Regions from separate parts of the Homo sapiens genome. Here region 2 is linked to region 1. Evidence: chromatin loops called from intact Hi-C (ENCODE). Cell type or tissue: Caco-2. All regions are shown on one strand.

Region 1 (4,000 bases):
CAAAAACAATGCTCCCATCTAATAGTTTTGCTTTGTTTTCTTTTTTAATTTTTATTGTTGAGATTGAAGATGAGTTTACCCAATTAGAAAAGGGAAAGAATGTCTTCGACTTGTAGCTTAGCCTTCCAGCTCTCCTATTTCCTCCCAAACTGAAAGGTATTTCAGAAAGCTATCCTGTGATGAGAACCTTCGACTAACATCTCGGTGCCGGATTTCATCTCAATATTCCCAATATCTGAAAGAATTTGCATGAGTCACAGACCCTTCCTAAGCTCCAAAGTCTTGAATCTGTAAGAGAAGGGAGTAAGACTGGATGCAAAGACCTCTTTCAACTCTAATAGATAATTATTTTACTATTTAATGTATTTACAATGATGAAATCAATTGATTGTTTTATACTGATAGCTAGAGAAAGAGGCCACAGTACTGTTGTATATAAGGTTGCATAAAATATTCTCAAGTGAAACTAATGGATTCTTTGTTTTGTTTTCTTTGTGTTTAGGAAGAAAATATCTGTGTTTCTTTGGAGATTGGTATTGCAGTGGTGTGGAGATGCTGGGTTTCATTCTTCCTTTGGAATTTCATAATCTTACTTTAGTTACTGCTTGGATATGGGTTTCCTTTTGGCACTAAAAGGAAAAACACAAGAGAAAACTCATTCTTTTTTAAAAATTTAAATCACTTAACTTTATTTCCATTTTCCTTTCTAGGCTGACAAACACATTGAATTCTAGCTTGTCTCAACTTTCAGGTTTTCTAATTCGACAGAACTGTTTATCTTCTCATTTCAGACTTAATAGAGCCACCCATTTCTGATAGGAATGCAAGCTTTCTTTACAAGATGCAAGGCATTAGACTAAAATAGTTTCTCAGGAAAATTTCAAAACTTCTACTGGCTCCTGGCCTATGATTTTATAACTTATAGTGCAGAAAGGATTAAAGCCATATTCACATCCTTAGCTACTGACTGACTGCCTTTCATTGCAATGAAAGGGAAGTCTGTTTTGTATATACCCTTCACAAAATGGACATGGCTGAGCTCTACAGTACTTGAGGGCAGGTTCCAACTACAATGCATTCTTCTTATTTATCTTTTTTTCTGATATAATCACCAGTAATGATGAAGCAAAGTCCAGAAAATCTGTAAAATGACTTTCTTTCCCCTACATTTCCTAGGGCCGCATTAGGGAGCAACGCCCAACATCTTTTCAAGTGTCTTGCTGTGTTTTAAGTTATTTTATTAGGCTGGGCACGGTGGCTCATGCCTGTAATCCCAGCACTTTGAGAGGCCGAGGCAGGCAGATCATTTGAGGTCAGGAGTTTGAGACCAGCCTGACCAACATGGTGAAACCCCATCTCTACTAAAATACAGACATTAGCCGGGCATGGTGGTGGGTGCCTGTAATCTCAGCTACTCAGAAGGCTAAGGCAGGAAAATCACTTGAACAGGGGAGGGGGAGGTTGTAGTGAGTGGAGATCGTGTCACTTCACTCCAGCCTGGGCTTCAGAGTGAGACTCCCTCTCAAAAAATAAAAATAATAATAATAAATAGTCATTTTAATTTTTTTTTTTTTTGCCTGTATTAGACAGAGTGTGAACTACGGAATGATAAAATGTAGTCTTAGGCACAGATCCTGCAGGGAATAGCTTTTGAAATTCTCCAACATACTAAGTTATAATTGGGTTTTAATGCATAAAATGGCTGAGCAATTTAAATGTTTAGAAAACAGTCTTTCCTAGAGTTTATGAAGTGGTAAGCCTATTTCTTATAATGATTAACTGTGAGTCATCCTTTCAAATACAAGCATCCATTAGCATATGCTCCTCACAAGAAATGCTGCAAGGCACTTGCCAGTTTACCAAACTAGTGTCTTATTATGGCAAATTTGTCGCAGATTTTTATCTGAGAAATGAAGATGGGAAGTAACGAACCATGAACCACATTGAGTTTGCTGTCTACCTGCCTTGCCTTACTAGGTGAAGAACAATGTTTTAAAAACATATAATCACTATCTGTCTGCATGTAGTCTTGCTTGGAGACAGAGAATTCACTACATCAGGAGGTCTGTAGTCTACAGAATGTGTCACAGTGACAGAGGCCTGTCCTTGAAGACTTGATCCATCTGCTTGTTTTTTACCAGAGCTTCCCTTTGCCATCAGTTTCTAGTCCCACACCATAAACATCATTTCAGTAATGGTGAGCCCTCTTCCCCTCTTCATGTCAAAGTATGCAGGAAATGCAGGCATCATTACCTCTACATGTCAATTGTGAAAGCTTCTGGGCCCAGAGACAAGTCCTTCTTCCACAACCTTCCTGCCCCTTAAGGAAATGTTTGAATAGAGAAATCATTGGCCTAAGCCTCAGAAGAACAGTGCTTGGAACTGAGCTCCATCACACATTGGTTATACAGCTGAATATTGCTTAAATGTCCTAATGAAAACAATACAATGTGGATACAGTAATAGGCAAATTGGGTTGTTGTAAGTGTCCGCTGGGATAAAGCAGGCAAAGATAAGGAGGTTTGCAAATGCAATATATCATCGTAAAAGAAATCAGCCCTTTGAATTTTTTTTTAGCAACAATTCAGAGGCTGAGAGAAGGAAGGCACAGCCAGAAAATCTGAGGTAGTGAGTTCTAAGTTATATTTAAATTAATATAACTTAAATGGAAGACGAATGGGAAAGAGAAATAAGTTAATAAATGCACAAGACAAATAAGTTTGATTCCTATGGATGCTAGAAGTGTATGTAGTGGTAAGCTGGGCAGCCTTGGGCTATGAACCAGTTGAGATTGCTTATGCTCTACAAAGCATTCTAGTCTGAGAAGAGCTGGAGGTCACATGATTCCTTAGCATTAGCATCCTAACAAGGTCCTTCTGGAAATGTAATGACAGGGAATCTTCAGCCCAGCACTACTGAAAGATACATAGTTGCAGGCAGATGGGCTTCCCATTCTGATTTATCCAGATTTAAACTAAATCTATTAGTTCTTCAGTGGCAAAAACCTCCCAACCAATGAAGTCCACGTATTGTCTGAGTTGACGGGTCAATCAATGTTGACTTTGTAGCATCAAGTTGGGAGTACAAACTCCCACTCAAGTTGCTTGTATTTTCTTTGCTAACAAAACTAGAGGAGCAGCAAAGTTTATCTAAAATTCTCATCTTCAAAGATGTAACGGACAGGCAGGTAGAGTTACTTTGAATTTAAACTAAGTTCTAATGATAAAGTGCTCAAGTCACTATGAACCAAGCAAATTGTTTAAGGACAAAAAAAAAAAAAAACACACACACACACCCATAGGGACATACGGACGGCATGCAATCAGTATGTCAATGCACATTAGATAAAGTTACAATCTAATATAATATATTTATCTGAACCGGTAAATAAATGGTATGATGAAATGTAGTATCAGGATCAAACGTACAGTGTAGAATAATGAGAGCTGGTACACCTACTGACCTTGAGCTTTGAGTGTTAGCTGCATGATCTGGGCTCACCAGCCATTATCAGCACAGTTTACAACCCAACTCAGAAGTCAAGATAGGTGATAAGCAGAGGTTACTGACAATAATGCTATTGTTAGAATACCATTATTAGATTATTACAATATTATTGAATATAATGAGAAATTGTTCTTATAAATATTTCTCAATTTATAAAACATTTCCTGGTTTAATTTCATCCCTATACTAATAAGCCTTGGAGGTGAATATCATTGACTCTATTTTTCAGATAAGGAAAGTGAGGGGTAAGGAATTGAATCTTTCTGAGTCCAAAAGTCTTTGTCTTAATTTTAGGCCATACTACACAAATTCCATTTTCAGATTTGATCCCAGAGTCTTTAGCTAGAATGACGTTAGTATTACTCTGGACTTTGGTTCAGAAAGGAATCTGAAATTGCTCCTTCACAGTTTTACACACTTTGGTTATAGAAGGGCTTGGTAAGCTCTGCAATAATCAGTTGATCACGTGAAGTGACCTTCAGTATCTACAATT
Region 2 (4,000 bases), 530 kb after region 1:
TTATTTTAGGTAATTATTATCTCAGCTGGGAATAACTCTTGGGCCAGAGTCTTTACACCCAGTTATCCTCAGCTGCTGTTTCAAAATCTTCTTGCTTTCAGTGTCGCACCTGAGAAGTCTGATGCTCATTTGATTATTCTTCTTTATCCTTTTTTAAGTAACTTGTTTGATTTAGAATATTTAAAATTTTCTCTTGGAGTCCAGGAACTTTACCACACATTAAACTTGTGCTTTATTATCAGTCTGCCTAGAATTTTATGAAAACTTTTAATATGCTGACCAAAGTATTTAATTCTTCTATTACATGCTTACATTTTCCCTCTTTTCATTTATTTGTTATTCCCTTTTCTGGAACACTTCTTATTTGTGCATTAGGGATCCTGGAACTACTCAATTTTAAACATTTAATTAGTATTTTTTTGAGGAAGCATTTTAATACTGTGACTAAGTCTTTTTTATATGTTTTTTGTTTATTTGGTTTTTGGTTTTGGGTTTTTTTTTTTTTTTTTTTTTTTTGTAGCCATTTAAGCTTCCGCCTGTCTCCTCTAAAGACTCTAGTTTATTTTCTGGGTGTTCTGCTTGTTTTCCCTTTTTCTTGCTACTGATCCTCTTAAATGAATTATATTTCCCTTTTCTTTTTCATGGTTCAATTCATCCTTGAGGGTCAGCTCTTGCTGCTGGGGTAGCTTAAGCATTTGCAAATCCATACAGGTTGGAGAAGCAGAAACCACTGCCCTGTGAGTTGGTGATATAACAGCCAGCAAGTAGCCAATTCCTTGTTGATAAATGGTTCCCCATTTCTCCAACTGCAGAAGTTCATGCTCTCCTAAGGTTTGGGGGTTGGGAGCACTAGCTAAATCTTTTAGCAATCCCTCAGTCCCTCTTACAGGAACACTCATGCAGCTCAGCACTGCCTCCCTTCTCTGGTCCATGGATTTCTACAGGCCAAGTATTCCCCAGGGGTAAAGAAATCTTGCCTCAGCTTTCACTACTGTCCAAGACCTGCCAGTTTGTGAACACCATGGGCTATTGATGATGTCTAGATTGGCATTGACCAGGGAGGGTAGACATATTGAGGATACTGTCTTCCCAGAATCACTCACATAAAATCCTTCTTAAATCAAACGAGGTTTTGCTACTATTGTTTACCCTGTAGCTATTAGTCATAGAAATCATTACAAGTGATGTTTCAGATGGCATTTAAAATGTCAGAAGCCCAGATCTGGGCCTGTATGTGCTAGGAATCCACTTCCCTCTCTATCTCTTTTCCACTTAACTTTGTGTATCTTTGACTATCTATCATCTTCAACTCATATTGTTTCATTTAAAGTATATACTACCTTTATAAATTATTAACTAATGCTAATATTTTCTTATTTGTTTTTTCACTAGGTTGGTCTCTGTAAGTCTCTGGGGATAACTCTTTAGAATATTTACTAATCTAGCTTCCTCATTCATTGTGAAAATCCAAACTTGGTGATTGCGTGCTATTTACGAAGGCATTAAGCATTCACACGGTCTGACCCCTAGCGTCCCTTTACTGCTTTCCATTGCCCCCGACCCAGGGAAGGATGGTTAATTTTTTTTTTAATGTGAAAGCACCTTTCTTAGGAGCCTCATGAACTATGGATGAAGAGCTACTCTCCCTTGGCTTTTTGCTGGTATAGAGCCACTGACTTGAACTATTTCTGAGAGTTGATTTAAAGCGTTGCCCTCCAGTCTAGTGGGAGGAAAATTCAGTTTGTGTGCTCATTTGGTTTGGGGACAAAAATCTGACAGCTCCGTCAAAGGTGTGAATATTTTGCTAGCAAGTAACCACCTCTGACAAGTTGGACTTCATCATCCTCTGCAGCCTTGAGTGAGAGTGAGGCCTGTGGTGAGAATGGAGATGAGGTAGAATTGGAGATGGAGCTTTCTGGCAGGCAGGGAGTTTGGGCATAGCCACAGCACATAAGTAAGTACACACACAAAGAGCTTCTGAGGCTGTGTATCATTCCAGAATTTGGATTTGGAATCTTTTCTTGTAGATTTATCAAAGAAATTCCAGTGTCAGATGCTTTTTCAACATAACCAGATTGACGCACTTAGTTTTACATGAAATCAATAGGCATACATTTTCCGAGGAAATATGCTGTGTACAGTTCAGATCAAATCACTGGAAAATACCAAGAAATACGTTGTATCCTCTTCACTCACAGGATCACACTGCCGAACAACATTTCAAGACAGGAGTTGGTCAAGGCACCAAGGAGTTGGTGAGAGGCGAATATGAATATTTTAGGAATTCAGAGACAGGAGAGATTAGCAAATTCTGGAGTAATTGAGAAAAAAACTATGAGGAAAATGTAGCTTGAGTTGAATCTTAAAATATGGATACATTTGGGTTCATGGAAAGGAAACATAATATTTATATAATAAAATCACAGAAGTGAAAATAAACATGGTGTGTATCATGCACAGTAAGGACATCCTTCTAATGCTGAGCTGACAGAAAAATGCACTAAAGAGTATTGTAATTTCCTCCTGTCAGAGTTAAAGAATCTTGAGATTAAAAAATTCCAAAGTACTACATGATATTTTGAAGAGCGCAGATCCTCGGTATTCTGGTGACTCAAAAGAGTAGGCAAATGGGGAAACTCATGCTGGGGTTTGGCTTGGTTGAGATGCTCGGGAGGTGAACTGTGAGGATGGGTATGAGGTCTGGAGTCCAAGGATGTGGTAGTCATTGGCATTGCTACAAAACAGCCCCAATTGTCTATGTTTATTTGTGCTTTATTTCCTCTCTTGGAAAGACACTTTTATGTGTTACCCTTTATATTATGTTTTAGCTGAATTTGACATTCTGTGACATTGGCTCTGTATGTTGGAACTTTCCATTGCACCAGTGTGAAGGGTAAGGGAGAAATATGCTGCAGAAAGGGAGCGAAGTTTGAGTGTGAGACAGCACAGGTTTAGAAATTAGTCTCAGAAATCAGATGCCAGCCTCTGTGTCCCTATTACCTGCTGGATAAAGGGTCCTTGGCATTCATTCATTTAATAGCAGATATTTTAGCACCTGCAATATCCTGGGCCCAGGGAAAAAGGCAACCAGATCCCATTTCTGCCCTCAGAGAACTTACAGGTCTTTAAAGTACCTAGTAGTCTCTGGAGTCACCAAATACAATTTGCCTTACAAAGATAAATCCTCCTTTCAGCATGTAGTCACTGTGTGGACATTTCCAGCTCTAAAGGTCTTATTTTCCTACAGGACAGGCTAATTTTTATATCAGTTTTGTAATAGTTGTAATTGTTAGAAAATTATTTCTTATATTAAAGTGAAATTGACCTCTTTAGAGTTGTTCTCAAATGAAACTGAGCACCATTCTCCATAAAACGTTTTAAAAACTGCAGATTACCAAGCCCCACCTAAGGCCCACTGAATCAGAATCAACAGGGAAGGAGCCCATAAATCTTAAACTTTAAGGTTATGATGATTCTGAGGTACAGCCAGGGTTAAGAACACATGATTCTGAGGTGTAGCCAGGGTTAAGAACCTCTATCATAATGTCTTCTTCTCATTCACTGTTTCTAGTTCTGTTCTCTGCAGTTAACATTCAAAGAAGGTGAATCCTTTTTACGCAATAGTCCTTCAAAGATTTGAAGACAACTCTCATGCTCTAACCTCCTCCTCTCCTGTTGTTACCTCTCCACAAGCTGAAGATCTCCACTTGCTTCATCGGTTCCTTATAAGATGTGAATTTCTGCACTCACCATCATCATCTTTCATTAAATGGCTTCCATCTTGTCAATGTTCTGTGGTGCCAATATGCATATAAAATCTAGATGTGGCTTGATTAAAGGAACCGTTGCTTCCCTTGATCTGATTGCTGTACTTCCATTAATGAGGCTTGTTTCTTGCAGCTATCTAGCTGTTTTCCGAGGCTATTAGCTCATTTAGAGTTTGGGTCTGTTAATCTCCTCCACCCATTTGTTGCACTCATGTCATTGCTCTTTTAATCTC

Evidence for each region. A loop is a pair of places that touch in the nucleus more often than their neighbours do. Peaks named below come from ENCODE experiments on the same cell type or tissue, not always from the same donor. Only the 100,000 strongest peaks of a DNase experiment are listed, where the experiment ranks them.
Region 2: a loop joins it to region 1, with 2.8 times the contacts of the local background. A loop is called at or near these places in 2 of 110 quality-filtered maps.

Annotation. Positions count from the first base shown.
Region 1 is chr1:216,822,922-216,826,921 of GRCh38, forward strand. It overlaps a transcript of ESRRG not described here. Among named protein-coding and RNA genes, the nearest start is that of ESRRG, 100 kb to the left of the region's middle. In Caco-2, no CTCF peak of the experiment used is centred here; no DNase peak of the experiment used is centred here.
Region 2 is chr1:217,347,956-217,351,955 of GRCh38, forward strand. No RefSeq gene overlaps it. Among named protein-coding and RNA genes, the nearest start is that of GPATCH2, 280 kb to the right of the region's middle. In Caco-2, no CTCF peak of the experiment used is centred here; a DNase peak (open chromatin) is centred at 1,529.